Linked DNA regions of Homo sapiens: region 2 is linked to region 1. The links are chromatin loops, found by intact Hi-C in ENCODE. Cell type or tissue: mammary epithelial cell. All regions are shown on one strand. Each heading gives the region's core, and the rest is flanking DNA. Links, peaks and the distances in the headings are about the cores only.

The links. Peaks named below come from ENCODE experiments on the same cell type or tissue, not always from the same donor. Only the 100,000 strongest peaks of a DNase experiment are listed, where the experiment ranks them.
Region 2: it touches region 1 in a loop (6-fold over the local background); 27 of 110 quality-filtered maps call a loop at or near these places.

Annotation. Positions count from the first base shown.
Region 1 is chr6:13,793,602-13,796,418 of GRCh38, reverse strand. MCUR1 (mitochondrial calcium uniporter regulator 1) reads left to right here. Exons shown (of 9, transcript NM_001031713.4): 7 at 2,472-2,525. Among named protein-coding and RNA genes, the nearest start is that of MCUR1, 20 kb to the left of the region's middle. In mammary epithelial cell, for the core only: a CTCF peak has its summit at 1,153 (motif pointing left); a DNase peak (open chromatin) is centred at 1,118; H3K27ac peaks cover 757 bases.
Region 2 is chr6:14,045,192-14,048,008 of GRCh38, reverse strand. No RefSeq gene overlaps it. Among named protein-coding and RNA genes, the nearest start is that of CD83, 71 kb to the left of the region's middle. In mammary epithelial cell, for the core only: a CTCF peak has its summit at 1,344; no DNase peak of the experiment used is centred there.

The DNA of each region.
Region 1 (2,817 bases), core at 87-2,586:
CTACTCGGGAGACTGAGGCAGAAGAATCATTTGAACCCAGGAGGCAGAGATTGCAGTGAGCCGAGATCACGCCACTGCACTCCAGCCTGGGTGACAGAGTGAGACCCTGTCTCAAAAAAAAAAAAAAGAAAAGAAAAAAAATGATGAAATTTCATTCTTGCAAATACTCATATTTTTAAATTATTGGATATATAGAGTGGATTCATTCAGTGTTCTTATAAGAAAAGTAAAGCTTATAATATTTTGCAGACTTGATAATGCAGCACTCAAAATACTTACCCTGATTTTATTTTACTTGAATTTACTAGTTAAATATGCTGATAAATATGATTTACATGTAATTACTTTATCTGGAATGACTATATTGACCTTAATCTCCAGAAAGCAACCAATGCACAGAGTTTCAATTAAATCCTGTCCATCATGATAGTAACTTTTTCTACATGACACAAAAGTGTCTGTGGTATATTTGAACAGTAACTGTGACTATGAATTGTTCTTATAGTCTTTTTTTAGTGTTTCATTATTTTAATTTCAGTGGGTTTTGGGGGAACAGGTGGTGTTTGGTTACATGAAGACGTTATTTAGAGGTGATTTCTGAGATTTTTGGTGCCCCCATCACCCTAGCAGCGTACACTGTACCCAATGTGTAGTCTTGCCCCTCACCCACCTCCTACCCTTTCCCCCAAGTCCTCAAAGTCCACTGTATCATCCTTTTGCCTTTGCATCATAGCTTAGCTCCCATCAAGCCAGTGAATTTATGTCATTTAGTAACCTAGCGGGGAGGTTGTTCTTGGTAATCATAAACTTGGATTACTCTGAAGCACAAGGCAGTAGTAAATTATACAGCGAGTGTGTTTGTAACATGCATTGGTGAAGATGAGTTTTCTGGCTCTCGTTCTTTCGGTAAAGTTATAATGTTAAATATTAAATTGCAAATTAACTATGATATTTACAGCCAGTTCCAAAAGCAGTATGGCATATAAACTTCTGGGGCATGGGGATATAGAGCTACATAGATGTTATTTTTAAAACCATGACAGCGTCAATATTTAGGCTCTTCTTTTGTGGGTGAGTCAATGTTGAGTTAATGAAGACTGAGGTTTAGTGGTGCACAAAATCTTGTTCCACGCCGCCCTCTAGTGGTGATCTGATGCATCGGGCTCTCCTGGTCTGAAACCCTGAGGTTTAAAGAGCATTGTTCTTGGTTTTACAACCTACTCCTTGGCTTAGGGTTTTGGGGTTTTTTGTTTTTGTTTTTGTTTCTCTTTCTCTTTTTTTTCTTTTTTTTTTTTCTACTTCTAAGCTCCCAGTAGTCCCAGGAGAATATTTTATAGCTAGGAAGTTTCTATATACTTCAAAGGATTAACTTTTTCTTTCTATAACAAGGTTAATGTAGTTCTTAAAAGTCGTCATTCAAATTACTGATTGTCATATGCTCAATTAAATCTTGTTGCCCACTACTAAGGAGATAAGTCTGATTTCAATCTTACTGTCTACAAAACTGCACTAAATCTTTTCACTGACATTAATAGCCAAAAGGCGAGATACTTTAACTCTGGGTAGAATTAGTTCCTTTAGTAACGCTGGATTATGGCTACGCCCAAGTGGGTTTTTTTATTGTTATTAAAACCAACATGTGCAGGAGGCTAAGGCAGGAGAATTGCTTGAACCTGGGAGGCAGAGGTTGCAGGGACCCCAGATCAAGCCACTGCACTCCAGCCTGGGAATAGAGTGAGACTCCATCTCAAAACAAAAAACCAAGCCAAAAAAAAAAAAACCCAACATGTGATGAGTTAGTGTATTTATGTATTTACATTGTATTTTATAATCACAACACAATGTCTTTGTCATAGAATAATAATCCTTGGCAGCTATTTGTTCCCCAACTTCATACCTTTTCTGTCTTTTGTTGAGACTCAAGTAGTGACGTGTTTTGCTACTAGTTATGATGGGATAGCTCCTAAATTGAGTTGAGTCTCCATTTTCAACCCTCTCAAAACCAAAAACCATATGACTCAGCATCCTTCGAAATTGGTCCCCAGGGAGTGCTACTACAATAGTGGGAGGGACCTAAAGACATCACAGGAAATATGCAGGGAGAAGTGACAGATGACTAAGGAAATCCAGATATTAGAGGAATGAGTAAGTATAAATAAGAAACTTTAGCCAGCACGGCAGGTCATGCTTGTAATCCCAGCACCTTGGGAGGCCGAGGTGGGCAGATTGCTCGAGCTCAGAAGTTTGAGACCAGCCTGGGCAACATGGCAAAGCCCCATCTCTATGGAAAAAAAAAAAAAAGAAACCTCAAGTAACACATATAAAGAAGCAGGTAGGCTACTTAATCCCAGAGGTGACTTTCTGGTGTTACGTATTCTAGGAGGTACTGAGACCAGAATATTTAAGGCACCAGAGAAGGAGAAGAGAGAGGAGTAGATCAGAATCTGACCCATGTTACGTGTTTATTTCAGTATTCATTGAACGAAAAGAAGCTGCTGGAATTGAGAACAGAAATAGTGGCATTGGTAAGAAACAAGACTGTGATTTTTCTTTGTCTTTGTACTCATCTTTGCTTCGTTCCATGCATGGTTGTTTGTAATGATAATAGGAAGTTACATGCAGGTTTACTGTCATGGGAATTTTTTACATTGTGCTAAAATACACACAACATAAAAATTAGGATCTTAACCATTTTTTAAGTGTACAGTTCAGTACATTTAAAGTACATTCACATTTTGGGGCAACCATCGCCACTGGCTATCACAGAACTCTTTATTTTGCAAAATTGAAACTCTGCACCCTTTATACATTCCCTTT
Region 2 (2,817 bases), core at 44-2,543, 250 kb before region 1:
GATCCATCCACTTCAGCCTCCCAAAGTGCTGAGATTACAGGCGTGAGCCACCATGCTGAGCTGGAACCATAAAATCTTATGGTTTCAGATCATTTAGTTCCACTAGTCCTCTCATACCTGAGTCTCCCAGTCCAATCCCTAATTCTCTAACAACAGTCTGCAGACAGCTGCCTCTGAATCATCAAGGAGCTTATTATCAAATAGAGATTCCTGGGACCTCCTCCTGGAGACTCTGGTTCAGTATGTCTGAGAAAGGACTAAGGAAAATTAGTTTTTATGATTAAATGCCTTCCATGATGTGCAAAGCAAACCAAAACTACTTCAGACAATTCTGAGATTTTTGTCAAGCTGAAATTTTTGCCTCCTACCTTCTACCAATTGGAAAGTTCTTTGGAACTAAACTGAACTAGTCTAATCTTTCTTCCACAGACAGCTCTTCAAATATTGAAGATAAGTGTGAATGATTTCCTAGGGCCAGTGTCCTCTAGATTATAAAGGGCTAGTGTCAACAGTTCTTCCTTCAATCATAGTGCTTTTTGGTCCAAATCTAGATTATGAACTTCTAAAAGGCCGGGACAATGTCTTATTAATCTTTTATCACGATACCCAATTCTTAGATATGCTTGATGCCCATTCATTTATTCAGCTAACATTCATAAACCACCTACTGTGTGCCAGGCATTCTTCTAGGCCCCCGAAAATACAGCAGTGAACCAAACAAAAGTTCCTGATCTCATGAAGCTCACCGTCTCATCAGGGTGAGAGACAAAAGGCAAATAAATAAATACGGATGTTCCCCAACTAATGATGGTTCCATTTACATTTTTTCTTTTTACTTTGAAGTGTTGCAAAAGCCATACCCATTCAGTAGAAACTTTACTTTGAGTACCCATACAACCATTGTTTTTCACTTTCAGTACAATATTCAATTAATTACATTTGATATTCAACACCTTATTATGAAATAGGCTTTGTATGAGATAATTTTGCCCACCTACAGGCTTGTGGAAGTGTTCTGAGCATGTGAAGGTGGGCTAAGTTATAATGTTTAGTAGGCTAGGTGTATTAAATGCATTTTTGACTTATGATATTTTCAACTTATGATGGGTTCATTAAGTCGAGGAGCAGGGATGGATATATGTCAGATGGGTGCTAGGAAGAGAAATGACGCAGGTAAAGAGTGAAGAGTGCATTCATTAAAAATTTGTTAATTTGAAATCCAAATAAGCCTTTCATTGGTGGGGGGGTCCAGATGAGCATAATGTGCCCACTGAATATTTGTGCATGCAGGTCATTATTCTTTGGTCCTCGGGGAGAGAACGATCCATGTTCCAGCCAATAGAGGGAGACTGAGAGCAAGACGTAGCTCCGTGGTGCCGAGCTCCTAAGCAAACACCTGACAGGGCAACGTGGAGTCATCTCCAACAATTGCCAAGTGAGTAAATTACCCAGTAACTCTCAGCCAGGAAAAACTTCTTAATAGTATTTTTTATTATTAATTATCACCAGGCCATAGAATACTTTTTCTGTTGAGGATTTTCTTTCCTTGCTCATGCAGAAACAGTACTCTTGCGTGATGGGCAGAGTTCAGTTGGGGCACAAACATGTATTTTTTTCCCCAGGACTTATCAGTGAGGCTGAATCAATGAGCTAGCCATACAGAAATAAGAATTCTGTGACTTCTCACAGCATAAAGAGCATTTATTTGGAATGTTTGCATGATGATCCTCTCACACTGAATTAACCAGCGATTTGGTTCATGAAGTAGTCCATTGCTTTAACATAATGTACGTCCAGACACAGTAGTTGTTGAGAAAATGGGGTCTAAAAAAAGAAAGTTTGTTGCTCAGGGGCAGGGAGGAAATAATAGATAATAAAATAATAAAAATAATATTTTTTTTGGCCGGGTGCAGTGGCTCACACCTATAATCCCAGCACTTTGGGAGGCTGAGGCGGGCAGATCACCTGAGATCAGAAGTTCGAGACCAGCCTGACCAACATGGGGAAACCCTGTCTCTACTATAAATACAAAATTAGGTGGGTGTGGTGGCGCATGCCTGTAATCCCAGCTACTCGGGAGGCTGAGGCAGGAGAGTCGCTTGAACCCGGGAGGTGGAGGTTACGGTGAGCTGAGATCATGCCATTGCACTCCAGCCTGGGCAACAGGAGCGAAACTGCGTCTCAAATAATAATAATAATAATAATAATAATATTTTTAACACCCCCAACCTACAGCAGTGACCCTCTTGTTTAAAAAAAAAAACTCTAAAATTCAGAGTAGATATCTAGCCCTATCTGGTTCAACCAGCATAAATGAGGCTTCAGTAAAACTCAAGAACCAGAAAATCACTATTTACACAAGTGCCTCATGCCCCCATATGGCCCCCATAATGTCTAATACACATAGGGAAAGCTCAAAACCTATTTTTTGCTGCCAGAAATGTAGGGTGGGCATCCAATAGGCATTCTCTTAACAGGCTTGCCCTTTTCCTAGGGTAGACAGAATCAACATCTCAACAGTTTGCCATCCACAACCCTCACCCAGAGTCATTACTGTTGCCTACTGGCTTTACCTCACCGCAGGTGCTGGATAGAAAACCCGCACCTCTGGCCAGGCGCGGTGGCTCACGCCTGTAATCCCAGCACTTTGGAAGGCCAAGGCTGGTGGATCACTGGAGGTCAAGAGTTCGAGACCAGCCTGGCCAACATGGCAAAACCCTGTATCTACTAGAAATACAAAACATTAGCTGGGCGTGGTAGCGAGTGCCTGTAATCCCAGCTATTTGGGAAGCTGAAGCAGGAGAACTGCTTGAACCC